Linked DNA regions of Mus musculus: regions 2 and 3 are each linked to region 1. The links are chromatin loops, found by intact Hi-C in ENCODE. Cell type or tissue: gastrocnemius. All regions are shown on one strand.

What was found. Peaks named below come from ENCODE experiments on the same cell type or tissue, not always from the same donor. Only the 100,000 strongest peaks of a DNase experiment are listed, where the experiment ranks them.
Region 2: a loop joins it to region 1, with 12 times the contacts of the local background. A loop is called at or near these places in 26 of 42 quality-filtered maps.
Region 3: a loop joins it to region 1, with 5 times the contacts of the local background. A loop is called at or near these places in 34 of 42 quality-filtered maps.

Annotation. Positions count from the first base shown.
Region 1 is chr2:26,139,704-26,144,703 of GRCm38, reverse strand. It overlaps Tmem250-ps (transmembrane protein 250, pseudogene), which reads left to right and starts at 4,198. Exons shown (of 2, transcript NM_001256521.1): 1 at 4,198-4,565. In gastrocnemius, a CTCF peak has its summit at 2,542 (motif pointing right); DNase peaks (open chromatin) are centred at 2,281, 2,567, 3,668, 4,160 and 1 more place; H3K4me3 peaks cover 1,670 bases; H3K27ac peaks cover 2,453 bases.
Region 2 is chr2:26,052,227-26,057,226 of GRCm38, reverse strand. It overlaps Nacc2 (nucleus accumbens associated 2, BEN and BTB (POZ) domain containing), which reads left to right. Exons shown (of 6, transcript NM_001037098.1): 6 at 1-1,691. Among named protein-coding and RNA genes, the nearest start is that of Ubac1, 33 kb to the right of the region's middle. In gastrocnemius, a CTCF peak has its summit at 1,955 (motif pointing left); a DNase peak (open chromatin) is centred at 1,964.
Region 3 is chr2:26,021,712-26,026,711 of GRCm38, reverse strand. It overlaps Ubac1 (ubiquitin associated domain containing 1), which reads left to right and starts at 4,952. Exons shown (of 10, transcript NM_133835.2): 1 at 4,952-5,000. In gastrocnemius, a CTCF peak has its summit at 2,222 (motif pointing left); DNase peaks (open chromatin) are centred at 2,244, 2,461 and 4,947; H3K4me3 peaks cover 587 bases; H3K27ac peaks cover 604 bases.

The sequences.
Region 1 (5,000 bases):
CAGCCCTGAATGCTGTTAGAATGGCACCAAACAGCCACAGACAGGAATGAGCTTGTCCCGTGCATGTTTACACCAGAGCGGAGCAGAAAGCAGAGGCAGCCCAGAAGCCTCTCACTTAAGACTCTGGGCAGGCAGAAGCAATAACTCACAGGATGACTAAGGCACAGGGCAGTGGCTCAGACAGTGTGGGAGGACTTTGAATGATGAGGGACAGAGGGTGTTGGGACCACATGCCCTCCCTTAACCCGGGGAAACAAGGGTGGCCTGTGTGTCTTGTGGACTGTATTGGCCTGTGTGGCCTATAAGCTCAGGACGATCCTTGCCTGAGGTCAGTGACATCACATGGAAAGTGGTGGACTTCACTGAAATACAACATAGCCTAGTATGCTTAATCCTGGCTGAACCCTTAGCACCACCAAAATAAAAAATAAATAAAAAAGAGGAGGAGGGGTGGGGAATGGACTAATCTACACCTCCTGCTGTAACAAACGCCTAGAGAGAGGCAGTTTACCCAACAGGTATCCATTGCCTCCCATCCCAGCCTTCACGGCATCTGGGCATCCCTCCTGTGTGTGCACACATGCATGTGTGTGTTCCTCTGCATGTTTGTCTGTATCATGATCTCCAGTCATCTTGGATTAGGACCTATCACCATAGAGACTCCACTTTACAGTACTGACCTCTTTCAAGGCCTCAAGTCTCCGAATAGTTACATGCTGACACCCTTAGGGTTAGGACGTCAACATACAGGTGTGCAGAACATAATTCAACTCAAGGGTCTTCTCTCCCTCTCGGTTCTACAAGCCAGGAACTTCTGCAGGTTGCAGAAAGGATGCTTGAGCTGTCTGCTGGTGAAGGGACTTGCAGTGTTTTCAGGTTGGCAGTGTTTCTGGGTCATCATCTCACTGCAGACAGCAAGCTGGCATTGGCTGCTGGCCAGAGGCCTTCAGTTTCTCCCTACAGGGCTCAAGGTGGCAACTGTCAGCTGTTATGCCATCCCTCCAGTTCCTGGGAGAAGTCCGTGAGGGCAGGGAGGGTACCACAGTGAGCTCTGTGACCTGGCCTCCTAAGTCACTCAGTGAGCTCTGGGCAATATGAAGTGTTGTCCTCACAGAAGGGACCATACAGGGCTACCTGAATGCTGCTTCTGGAGCAGCAGGAAGAGAAGTGCCTTGCTGTGGGCCAGGCCATCTTCTGCCAGCTTTACTGGACCAACAAAGCTAGGTCCACAACTTTCTGTGAGGGCCTATGCACTGCTTCCTCACTTTACAGACAAGGGGACTGAGACCAGGGAGGCTGAGTCTTTAATCCTAGCTGGAAGCGGTGGCTGGGACACAGAGCAGGCAGCCTACTCAGCACCATTTCTTTTTGTTGTTGTTGTTGTTTTTGTTGTTTCAAGACAGTGTTTATGTAACTCTGGCTATCCTAGAACTCATCCTGTAGACCAGGCTAGCCTCGAACTCCAAGATCCACCTGCCCCTGCCTCCAGAGTGCTGAGATTAAAGGTGTGCACCACCACCTCCTGGCAAACATCTGTCATTTCTACCATGACGACAGCCCAAGAAGGGCACCCATCTTGGAATCCTGGGGTAAAGAAGTAATTGTGTCAGGGATACAAGAGACCAGGGGATTTTATCAAGAACTATCACTGTCTCAGGTTGAAATTCAGTCACCAAGGACCAGGAAGGACTAAGCCTCCAGCAAACAGTGGCTAGAGTGTGCAGAGTTGACAAGTGACACCTGCTACATACAGCATGGTGCAAGAGCTGGCATCTGAGGTGAAGATGATGTGGAAGGACCACATGCCACATAGCAAGTAAACTTAAGAAAAATCTCTCACCTTGTCAGTGAAAGGGAGGCTGAGCTGGTGTCCTTGAAGTGCTTTATATGGATTCAAATGGCCTGTTTCCTCACTCAGCACAGAGGAGAGAAGCTCAAAGTGAAGAAAACAGCCTTCCTTCCTTCCTTCCTTCCTTCCTTCCTTTCTTTCTTTCTTTCTTTCTTTCTTTCTTTCTTTCTTTCTTTCTTTCTTTGTGTGTAGCCCAGGCTGGCCTCGAACTCAGAAATCCGCCTGCCTCTGCCTCCCAAGTGCTGGAATTAAAGGCGTGCGCCACCACTGCCTGGCAGGAAAGCATCATTTCAAGTGAGGGTTGCACCCACTCTCAGGCAGTGCGGACAGCACGAAGGCCACTGGGTCCTGATGCTACCCGGCTCTGACTGTTCTGTAAAGATGGCACCAAGGCAGCCACAGACACAAATGAGATGGCCTCAGTCCCATGGGCCCCGTGCCTGGGTTTGGACTATACCTTCCTCTCATTTCTGTAGGTCTTTAAGAGTCTGGGGCCAGGTGTGGTGGTCCCAGCACTCGGGAGGCAGAGGCAGGCAGATTTCTGAGTTCAAGGCCAGCCTGGTCTACAAAGTGAGTTCCAGGACAGCCAAGGCTACACAGAGAAACCCTGTCTTGAAAAACCAAAATAAATAAATAAAATAAAATAAAATAAAAATTTAAAAAAAGTCTGGGACATGCCGTGCACAGTCCCAGCAGGTGGCGCCAGGCCACTGTCCAGTGCTTGCCCACTGAGAAGCCCAGAGCAGATAGCAGGGTGGAAGCTGACAGACAGACTTCAGGTAGACTTTCTATGGCGGGACTGTCCTATAGCAAACAGAACAACTGAGATTGGATCCTATCCTTGGGGATGACCCTGCTGTGGTCTGGATCATTCTGGAATCAGTTCGTGGGTGGTGGTACCCAACACTTCCAAGAACTAGCAGAAAGCAAGAGAGTAGAGGTCACAAGAAGCATCCTTTAGTGAGACGTTCAGGGTGCTTTCAGTCTCCGTCCAGTGGTCCAACATTAGAGGCCAAGAGCTGTCAGCAGCAGCTACCTGCCCAACCTCAGAGGGAGAGAGCCTCAAAGTCAGAGGTGTAGAGGACTCTGAGGGCTCTTACAGGAGCAACAGGGCTGAACAAGTGGAAAGGGACAGAGGGACAGAAAAAGTAGAGAAACTGGACATCTCTAGTAGGGACAGAACCAAGGGGGGAGCTAAAGGAGGGGACGATCAAGAAAACAGAAGATCATCACTCCAGGGTGACAGAAACTCAGGCCAGGGGAGGAAATGCTTCTTATTGTTTCGAGACAGGGTCACATAGTCCAGGGGCTCCAGTTGACTTAGACTTATTGTAAGCATTACTTCTGTGTGCATGGTGTGTGTGTGTGTGTGTGTGTGTGTGTGTGTGTGTGTAAGTCAGAGGGCAACAGGAGGGCATCAATTTTCACCTTTGTTATGTGGGTACCAAGGATTGTTAATTTGGTGGCAAGTGCCTTTACCCACAAGCCATCTCACTGACCCAAGATGTGTTTGACATACTCTCACCAAGAAGACCTGGCTGGCATAGAACTTACAGAGATCCGCCTGCCTCTGGAGTGCTGTGATTAAAAGAGAGTATAATGACATATGGCACATTCACTTATTTTTACATCTATTCATTCATTTGTGGGCTGTACTGGCAGGATGTGCACATGCCACTGCCTGTAGCTGCTCTTGGTCTTGCGTGGGCTGGGGCCTCCAAGTGTTCCCTGTGAAGTGCAAAGGTGCCTTGCAGCCAGCCCTAGGTTCCCCTTTCCTGCAAAGGGTCTGTTTCTCTTCCCTGGGAGCCTGCATTTGACGCCTGGGTAAGCAGGAGGGTCAATGTAGGATAACCCTGTAAGGCTACTTTCCGGTCCGTCATGGGATGATGGCCTGACCCAACCTTCTCTCCACATCCTAGCAACAAACGCACACATCAACTTTTAACTGAAACCTACCACACCTGCTTGCAGGAACCTGGCAAGGTCATTTAGACCGGTGACACACCAGCTTAACTCTTTCTTTTGGCGCTTCCAGGATCCTTGTGCTCTACAGCGAGTACCCCTAAAGCACGAGATCGCTTCATCTGCAACCGTCACTGCTCTCTGGGTGCCAGCGGCGCGCGTTGGGACACAGGAAAAACTCCACCGCACCACCAGAAAGGAGACAAGCTCACACCACAGCGAGAAAGCCCCTCCCACACTCGCGCACGCGCACTGACACGGAGAGGACCAGCCTCCTCGCCCTTAGTTCTCCCATCTGCGCCTGCGCGGGAGAGCTAAACTCACGCTCCGGCTGAGGCCGCGGGCCAATGACGTCACGGTCGGCTCACGGCGCGCGCACGCTAGTGCGCGTCCTCGGATAATGAGGAATTCCTGGATGCTCCGCGCGGGCCCGCGGTGGGCGCTGCGAGGCTTCACCGTGTCGTCGCGGGCGGAGGGGGCGTGAAGACCGTGCTACGGTGGCCGCCGAGGGACAACACTACGGCTCCCACGCTGGGACAAACGCCTCGGGCCCGGCCCGGGAGCGCCCTCCCCTCCGGGCCAGAGCCAGCCGGGGGCAACTGAAGGGCCGCGCGAAGCGACCCCGTCCTCGGCGGCATGTGCCCGCCTTGGCGTCGCACCCCCGGGGCACAAGCTCAGCCGCAGGCCCGGTCCCCAGCACCGTCGGCCCGCCGCATGGTTCCGGACACCGGCACCGCCACGGAGAGGGCACCGGGTGAGCCGCCGAGGACGGGCGGGGACCGGCCACGGACCTAAGGGCCGTCTCCACGGCAACGGCGCCCCGACACCGGAAGTGGCGCCCGCAGAAAACGCGGGCTGAGGGCCGGGGTCGCGCGTAGCCTATGGCTAGTGAGGGTCGTATCTCCACGCGCCGAGTTAGCGGGCCTTGGAGAGCTGGATGTCCTGCTCTAGGGTCCCGTGCTCAGAGACGCGTGCCCCGCGCCGGGCCGCGCCATGGCATGCACCTCCACCCGAGTACACCTGCTGCAGACCGCATCCCCCTCCTGTGCGGTGTCCAGTGACACGCCTGAATGAGGCCATTGCCCTGTCTAGCTGGGTAAAACATAGCTAAGCCTCCCCGGCTCGGGACAGGTTTCCTCCCACTGCGCCTCGGCCGCAGCTGCGCTGGCGGCCATTTGCTCAGGACCTA
Region 2 (5,000 bases), 87 kb after region 1:
GAGAGCCTCTCAGCATTTGTCAGATGTCTACACCTCTGTTCCTAGCTTGACTACTAGCAATATGCACATACTATGTAGAGTCTATTGTAGAAACTATTGCTACATCAGCATCTTTGCCAGGACGACAGTCGGGACTGGATAGGGTTGGAGCTACTGGGACAGAGCTGGATCCAGCCATGAGTCTTATGTCCTCCCAGAGCAGACAATAGTCCCTGAGGCAGCTGGGACGAATACAGCAGGTCTGGGGCAAGGGACCAGAGACAGGGCTGATAGTGTGAGCTTGGAGGTGCTGCCTGTCTGCCCGGCTGTCTCAGTACTTGAATTCTGTATTGTTTTCTATACCAGTTGCTTCAGCTAACATCTGATTTGGTGTCTTACTTTGCCCTTGGATGTAGATGCAGCCAGTGATGTATGAAAGGCAATTGAGGAGAGACTCTGAGGGGTCCTTTGTGGTGTGACTGCAGGTGTGGGCCTCGAAGAAAACTAGATGTGTGGTGTTTGTTTAGAACCTAAAGGAAGGCAGAAAGGGGCTGTGAGAGCTGGCAAGCTGACAGGGCCAGTCCCCTCCAAGGGACTGTGGGGTGCCTGCTGCTACCTGCTTCAACAGCAGGACCTTCCCAAGCCCAGTGCATGTTGTGCTCTGCCCCACTGTCCTCTGCTTGGGTTCCCTAAAGATGGTGATTCTTAGCTGACTTGGGGAAGAGCAGGTGGCCTATCAACCAGCTGAAAACTCGAAAGACCCTGTTAGAACCTGCTTGCCGCAGATCCCAGATGGGAATGGCGACAAGCACATGATCTGTCAGCTTTACGCACTTCACTTCGTGGAAAGGTGCTGCTGCTGGGTGGTTCTGCATGTCAGGCAGCTCAGCCTATGCTGCTAGAAGAAGGGCTCAGTACAAAGTGTTTCAAAAGTGGCAAAGGTGTTTGCTTTGTTTGTTTTGTTTTCCTAGAAAGGAAAAGGATGCAGGATCTAAAACCTTCTGATTGAATAGCCTCTGCTTGTGTCCCATTGGTCCCCTCACTGCAAGCTCGATTGTGATTTTTATGTCAAAGGAAGCCAAAATTTGCAATACTATTTTTAGCAGACAAAAAGATAACTCGGTATAAAATGTATAAATATTTTTGACTTGAACATTTTGGGTGTCTCTGGGTGCAAGAAGAACATTAATCCCTTCAGGGGGATGTTTGGAGAACAGGACCGGAGGAAGGGGGTTGTTTTGAAGGCACTGTCCAGGGGTTAAAGTAGCATCATAATTCATGACTGTTAGGAATTAAGTTAATAAAGTCAGTGCTCCCCTACCTCTAAGGAGGCCTTCACAGAACCACTGAGCTAGAGCAGACACCACATCTTGGCTTTCTTTTTAGGGAGGAGGAGGCTTTGGTTTTTGGTTTCTTTTGGTTTCCTTTTGTTTTGTCCCTCCAGCATCCTCCTCTCTCTGTGCTGTGACCCCCGTAGTGACAAGACTGTTACTTTGTAGCCATGGCTGAAAACATTGTATCTATAACAACAACAAAAAATAAAACAAACAAACACAGCTATGTCCGCAAGCCGACCAGGGAAACCCTAGAGCTTTGAGCCTGTGCTCAGAGCTGTTTCAGAAGTGGAAATCCATGACAAAAGGATGTTCTCGTTAACTGTAAGGCGCTTTGTAAAGTTCACATTTACAGAATAATAAAGTCAATTCAAACCCAGCTTTCCTGACCTTTGCTTGACCAGTGGGAATGGGGACACAGTATTGGAGAGAAGTTGGGAAGAGATTTAGCTGTGGAAGAACATGGGGCTGCCTGTCCCCAAAAAGTCGCTATTTGAGAGAGATATGAGGGTGCCACTGCCTAGACTGAGTAATGGTTTTATTCAATGTATTGTCTACAAAATGGCTCTTCCTCTTCATCTGGCCCACCTGCCCTCCCTCCTTTGGATGTGTGGCTCCCTATGTCCCCTCCCCTTGGCCAGGCCTGCCCCCAAGTGGGCAGAGGGACAATTGCATGTGGGTGGAGCTTATCTGGGCTGCACTGGGGTTCTGGGTTTAGGCCTGGCAGCTGTTCTTCCCTTGCCGTGGGTGAGCAGGCTTTAACATGAGTCTCGGAAGAGGGTCCTGGAAGCAGCCTCTGGGGTCTTACCCTGAACCCTGACTCTGTACGTCCCATTACTAAAGATGACTCCCTTCTGAACCTTATTGCTCATGCTTTTGCAGCCCGTGAGGGGTTTCCCCAGGGCCACTTTTGGTTACCTGATGGGATCCCAATCTCTGGCTCCCTTTCTATGCTTCATACTACCTGCTCTGTGGAGTTCGAGATAGATTCCCTAACTCACCTGTGTTTGTTTGTTTTTGTCTCATCTGGAGCTAGTAGGTCTGTGCCATGTATATGTCCCCAGAAAAAGGTGTCCTGGAGCCCTGTCCAGCACAGCATGGTCACTCTCCTCCTCCCCCTCCTCTCCTTCTTCCTCTTCCTTTCTTCGTCTTCCTTCTCTCTCTCCCCCACCCCTTTTCTGAGACAGGGTTTCTCTGTGCAGCCTCAGCTCTCCTGGAACTCACTCTGTAGACCAGACTGGCCTTGAGCTTAGAAATCCACCTGCCTCTGCCTCCCGAGTGCTGGGATTAAAGTTGTCCACCATCACCCAGCTCAATCGCCCTCTTAAAGGAGTGTTTGAGGTAGGATACTGGTTTAGGCTCATCCAGAGCCATCTCCTATGGGAGCCTCAATGCTCCCACCCTGTCCCCATCCAAATGCTCAAAGAACAAGGACACAGGTGTGAGAGGTGAGCATTAAGCCCCCCCCCTTTTACATCCTACCACCAACTCCAGCTTGGTCCAGAGTCAATGGATCCATGCCCACATTCAGGGGAGGGGCAGGGTGGGGGAACAATAGAGACACATCCCTTTTCAGGACATATTACCCTGGCTCTAAAATCCCTACCTCTGCAGCCACCACCCCCACCTAGCCTTCATCCACTCAGGCTGGATTCTTAGCCATGCACTTTGACTGTTAAGGAACCAGAAAGGGCATAGGCCAGAAGGCCCCAAGGCCTGTGGGGGTCAGGGAGTATTGATGCAAGACAGGTTTTGTCTTAACAGGAACTTTGAAATTGGTCACTCAGTGCATGTCAAATGCCAGAGTCATTCTGGCTTTCCAAGAAAGAGAAGGCTGTGAAGTGCCACTAGGGGTTTGACCCTGTGACCTGGAAGCCTCTGACAAAATCTGCTATGCTCAGGAAATGTGTATCAGTGTCTTGCGTGTGTGCACAGCCCCTTCCATCCCTTGTCCTTACCCTTTTAAGGAGGAAGCTGGTGTTTTAGCAGGTTCTTGGCTTTGCCCGGCCTTTTGGTCCAAGCAGAAGGTGGGCTTGGGGGACATGATAGACCCAGTTAAGTCCTTAAGTCCCATACTCCTGCATTGCTCACAGGAGGGCCAGCCCTTCCCTACCAGTCTAAGAGGGACCTTAATGTGGCTTTGGACAGAGCCATCCCTACCAAGGCGAAAGGATTCTCGCTGCCATTACAACTCTGCCTGTGAAAGGTCATGGGCCACTTATCGAGGGACCTTCACAAACGAGAGGAAAGTGAGGAGATGGGAGGGTATGAATGGCTTTAATCCCAGCAAAGGCAGGCAGGTCTCTGTGAGTATGAGGCCAGCCTGGTCTCCAGAGACTGTTCCAAGATGGCTAGGACTCAGAGAAACCAACAAAAAAGAAAAGAAAGGAAGGAAGGAAGAAAAGAAAAGGAAAGAAAAGGAGGGGGGCTAGAGTGATAGCTCAGCGGTTAAGAGTACTGACTGCTCTTCTGAACGTCCTGAGTTCAAATCCTAGCAACCACATGGTGGCTCACAAGCATCTGTAATGAATCTGACACCCTCTTTGGGTGTGTCTGAAGACAGCTACAGCGTACTTGCATACAGTGTACTTACATAAGGAGAGGGAGCTGTGAGGACTGGGCAGCAGTTGGAAAGCAGAGGGCTCCCTTCCTTTTCATCAGTTAGGGCAGAGGAGCTTCAGAACTAGGGCAGAGCCATGCAGCAGTAGGAGAGGCAGGCCTGCTTTGTGCACTGTCCTAAGGCTCCAGCTCCCAACCCCAGAAGGTCACCTGGATCCCCACGGGCTTCTGCAGAAGGGCTGAGGGGAGGAGGTGGATTCAAGGATCTAGTACTGAAAGCAGGGAGGTCTCTGCCCCTACAGAAGGATGAAACTACCACATTGACCTTGGACATTTACCACCTCGGTTGGGGTCCTAGAGCTCAGAGAGAACCAAAGAGACCAGGCTCAGAAGGAGGTGCAGCAGGCTCTTTGCTGAATGGGAGGAGCTCAGTGCCTGGACGACTTGGGAGTTGAGAGAATCCAGAGCCTGCAGGGACACTAAGCCAGACCCCTGCTCCCATACTTGGACTCAAGCATTCCTGGCCATGAAGCTGGTGCCAGTCTTCGCAGATCCTTAACTGATTTATGGGGAGGAGGAAGACGGAATTCAAACAAAGCAGGCTGCCTCCTCAGGGACCGTGGCAGCTGTCTGGGCAGGAGCAGGGTAAGGTTTCTATGGGGAGTGGCCCGAGTGTGTATGTGGTTCTATCCTGGGGTTGTCTCAGGAGCAGAGATGATCTCAGGAGGGCTGGTGAGTAGGTAAAGGTGTTTGCTGCCATGCCTGATGACCTAAATTCAATCCCTGGAATCCACACAGTGGAAGTAGAGAACTGACGTCAGCAAGTTGTCCTCTGATTCCCAAGCAGACTCTGGGCCATTTGTTTCTCTTGCTCAAGAAATATAATTAAAAACATATGTTACCCTGGGCTGGAGAGATGGCTCAGTGGTTAAGAGCACTGATTGCAGCCGGGCTGTGATGGCGCACGCCTTTAATCCCAGCACTCGGGGAGGCAGAGGCAGGAGGATTTCTGAGTTCTGGTCTACAAAGTGAGTTCCAGGACAGCCAGGGCTATACAGAGAAACCCTGTCTCGAAAAACCAAAAACCAAAAAATAAAAATAAAAATAAAAATAAAAATAAAAATAAAA
Region 3 (5,000 bases), 120 kb after region 1:
CTGCTCCCAGAAAGGCTGCAGGAGGCTTTACCACTTCATCCAGTTCCGAGGCACCACCATTTCTACTAGCGCAAAATGGAAGGTTGACATCAGGCCAGACCCCTGGGTTTTGACTTTTTGTTTCAGAGACACAGAGGAGATGCAGAAAGTCCAGCTAGGTGTCCAGTCCTAGTTCATACTTCCAGACAGAAAAGCTTGTGGAAGTTAAGGTTACACAGGTCTAGCCTACACCAAAGCTAGGACTTGAATTCGGGGCCTGTGCTGGTCTGGGCCAAGCTTCCCATCCTTTCGCTCCAGTCACAGGAGCCTAAGAGTGGACAGTATCCCAGTGCTGGGGCAGGGGTAGCCTGCTCTTGGTTCTACCACTGATATTCCCCTAAGCTGATAGAGTGGCAAGGTGTCCTGGTGTCCCCTTGGTCCCTTGAGGAAGAAACAGAGCCCAGCTCCCAGATGACTGGAATGATGGCTGCTATCTCATTATTTTGGGAGCTGGCAAATTACTATTCATGACAGTAAACTTAAAAATGAAATAATAAGTCTGTCCTTATAAAAAGCAAATTGAGATGTCGGAATATTCATGAGCTGTGACTTCATGGGAAATGGCAGCCGCGGGGAGATTAACATTTGGTTAAGTCAGCAGCCAGCAGAACTTAGGGAAATGCGCCTGTCAGTCTGAGGAGATGGTGATTAATACTTCCTGTTTGCGGCCCCTTAACGGGTGCATTTTAATGTAATAATTAATTAACCTTGGGGATCACTCACATTTCACAACTCCTGATGCTGTGGCTTGGGGGTGGGAGGTTCTTTCTGCCTCATTTCTGTCCACCTTGGGCACTGGATCCTTGGGGCTGACCTCCCGGGGAGCTGAGAGGTCAAAATTGAGCCCAAATGTCACTGGGAGGCGGGGGCTTGTATGTGCAGAATGGGGTAGCATAGGGAGGATAGGGGACAGCAACACAGTCCTGTGCTAGTAAGTGCCCACGGCCTCTCCGCTAGTGCTGCAACTTGAAGGTCCCCAAACTCATGCCCACTTGGAACCCGAGAATATGGCTTTGAAGGAGGGGGTCTTTAGGTCCTTTGGTTTAAGATCTCAGATGAGCTTGTTCTAGTTTGGGTGGTGCTGATTCAATAACGGGTTTCCTTATAAGAGGAGAGAACACGCCAGGCGGTGGCGGTGCACGCCTTTAATCCCAGCACTTGGGAGGCAGAGACGGACAGATTTCTGAGTTCAAGGCCAGCCTGGTCTACAAAGTGAGCTCCAGGACAGCCAGGGCTACACAGAGAAACCCTGTCTCAAAAAACAAAAAACCAACCAACAAAACAAAACAAACAAACAAACAAAAACCAAGAAAGAAAGAGGAGAGAACACGAAGACTCAGCAGGGAATAGTCCAGCTATATGAGCCAAGGTTAAGGGTGTCCAGGGCTGAGAGAGCCGCTGGGAGGGGCCTGGGATGGCCAGTCCCAATGGGAACTTGATGCTGATCACGAATCCCCAGCACAGGTGAGAAAACATTCCTGTTGTTTCGAGCCACAGGCTCCTTTGTGGAGCTGTAGCTATCCCAGGACACTCTAACCGTGGTCAGCCATGGTGGCTGGTGTTTAGGCAGCTCAGGAAGGCCTTGGGGTGAGGGTGGGGTGGGGTGGGGGGATAGGGGCTCTTTAGAAGCTGAATCAGATGACCTGGTACTGGCTTTGTCTCCCCTCTCTCCTATTGTAAAGTGTTGGACCAGAGATACACTTCTCAAACTGGATCCCCTCAGTGCACCACAGGGGAGCATGGAAGCATGCCCTTCTATTTCCTTCACTTGTTGCCTGGAAAACACAGTTATCCTTCATGGCCCATTCCCAGCAACCTCCTCTGGTGGTGCTGCTCCTCAGTGCTCTACACATCCCATTCTGCAGGTTGCCAAGCCTTGGGGTTCCAGGTCGAACCCACACCTGCACACCTGCACACCTGCTCACCTGCTCACCTGCACACCTGCTCCTGCGTTTATGTTCACCACCTACCAGTACCATACATACTGGTATTCCTACAGACACAAACACACACCAGCATACTCCCATATAAATGCATTCATATACATCTGTACACAAACATATGTACATCCATATACATGCTTACACAGTATGCACATTCATTCCATACAACCAGCCAACTCACAAATACCTGCTCTGAGCTGACAGTGGCTTATTCGCGCCTTCTAGTGGTCTGCTCCAGGTATTGCAGTATCCCCCTTTTTTGGTAAAATTTGCAGTGTGGGGACTCTGTCCTGTTCATGACTAGCAGAAGCATTTGTATCAGAGCTGATGCCCTTTTTGCAGGGAGAGCCTTCCCACCTTGTCTACCATAGCTAATGCCAACACAACATGTACTACATTACAACATAACATGTACATGACACTACACAGGGCATGTTTCCCCAGGGTGCTTGCCAGGGCAGAGGGTAGGAGGCCATGGGAAGGAGGGCCATGTTCCTGTCAGCCACCTCCTCCTGTGAACTCTTGGTGCTGGAGTGGAACCAGTACCTGGTGTGGCAGCCATCTTGCCACAGATCTGCCAAGACTGGCTCTCTGGTTCCTAGATGGGCCCTGGACCTGTCATACTCAGACCAATTGAGATGGAGAGCTGACTGGCTCTGGGAGCATCTGACTTGTTCTGTTCTTGAAAACCATATAGATAGGAAGGTGACCCTAAGGGTGTAAGTAGTGTTACAAGCTACAGGTTGCTTGGATCTTACTTGTCAAGCTTTGTGAGGTAGGGCCTGGACTAGGGGATCCAGTGTGAAGGTAGTACTGTGTTTGCCTAGGTGGGCCCTGTGTTGAATGAACTTCCGACTTTTACCTAGTCTTCTTGGCCAGTGGAGATTCTGAGAGAGCCCCTAGGGACCACTCTGTACATTTCTTTTTTTCCTCTGGGGTGGCTAAAACTAATTTCTGTTGCTTTAATTAAGAGTCTTCGGGCTGGTGAGATGACTCAGCGGGTAAGAGCACTGACTGCTCTTCCAAAGGTCCTGAGTTCAAATCCCAGCAACCACATGGTGGCTCAAAACCATCCGTAACGAGATCTGACGCCCTCTTCTGGAGTGTCTGAAGACAGCTACAGTGTACTTACATATAATAAATAAATAAAATAAATAAATAAATAAATAAATAAATCTTTAAAAAGAAAAAAAGAGTCTTCAGAGCCTTGTCTGGCTGGCCCATCGCAGGAAAACAGGATCTGCCAGCCAAGGAACTTCACTCAACCCTCCCCGTTGCATCCCCAGCATAAACAGCAGGTACTCTACGAGCACGCGCCTTCCTATAGGCAGGCAGGGAGGGGACAGCATGTTCTCTGAAGCAGAGACTGAAACTGGACAAGGTACAGAATGGCACCAGATGGGCAGAAGCTGAGTCTCCATGCAAGCTCCTTGCCTTAGCCCAGCTGGTGAGTAGAGGGAGATGCATTCTCCCTTGAATACTGCATGAGCACCCACAGAGCTGTGCCTGCCGGGCTTCTGTAGTAAGGCTGACCTGGGAGGCTGGGCAGCCTATCCTTCCTCATAGTGCTCTGAGGGGTATCTCTGTGTTCACATAGAAGCCTGGAGGTTTTGGAGGAGAGGATCTGTTGTCTCCAGCTCCAAAGGGACCTCATACACACATTGCAAAGATCACTGTCTCCACAATTCCTTCTGCTCACTTCACTCTTGGGAATCCTGGAGAGCCAGATCAAGCATATGGAAGGGACTTGTCCCGTGTCCCTCTGGGTACTTCTTTCAGTATATCCAGTGGTAGGATGCTGAATGGGCTATGTGGAAATACTTGCAAACATTCTTATTATGCCCTAGGTGGCACCATGACAGGCTTCCAAGAGAAAGAGGACATTAGGCCTCTGAAGACTGGGGCTTAGTAGCCTAGGCTTTGGACAAAGAGCAAGGGGTTTGTTGGGGAGAGGCCTGGGGAACTTGAAGACCAGCTGGAGGGGCCTCAGACCCACTCCTCACAACCCTTATTGCTTAGTTCTGTACCATCTGCCAAGACACAGATCTGTGGCAAGAGCTCATGGATCTTGTCAAAGATGACTATGAACTTGAACTGTTCCTCCTACCTCCACACCACCATTCCTGGATCACTAATAATTATGATATTATTTATTTTTTATTTGTTTTTTTTTAGCTTAAAAAGATTTATTTTGTAAGTATTGTGCTTACATATATGTATCAACAGTGTGTCTGATCTTCAAGATAATTCTGAAGCACCATTGTGGGTTCTGAGAAACACAGGATCCTCAGCAAGAGTAGAAAGTAATCCTAACCACCGAGCCAGGGCCCCCCATCCCGTATGTGTGAGTGTGTGCGCGCATGCGTGTGTGTGTGTGTGTGTGTGTGTGTGTGTGTGTGTGTGTGTGTGTGTACGCACGCGCATTTGTATGTGTTTTATGCAGGCTTGTATTCCAGAGTGGTTCTGAACTCATTATGTAGTCAAGGATGACCTGTTTGACCTTCTGGTTCTGCCTAAACGTTCAGGATTATAAACCTGTGCCAGGCGTATGCTGCGCCGAGGAGCAAACCCAGGGCTTTGTGCATGGCATACAAGCACTTACAACTGTGACACATTTCTAGTGCCCTGACCCAGACGTATTATCTTGTGTACTTGACTCCGGAGCCCTTTTCAATTCCAACAGACCAGCAAATCAGGTAACAAGGCTGGGAGGTGCTGAAGGAATGAGGTATATGGAGAACTACAACTCCCGGTATGCATCTGACCCACCTCACACATTAATTTTTGGTAAGGGGGCCGTGAGCCTGCCTGGGAACGACAACTCCCGGCGTGCCTTGGTGCACTTTACCTATTTCCGGCGCGGTGCGGGCGGGGGGTGCGGGGGGTGGGGTGGGCAACAGCAGAATGCCTGCCAAAAAAAAACCACATTTCCCGGCATACCCACGGGCGCTCATTACGCACTTCCGGCGCGGCTGCGACCGCGCGCTCCGGGCGGCTACGGCGACACGGGCAGTGGCA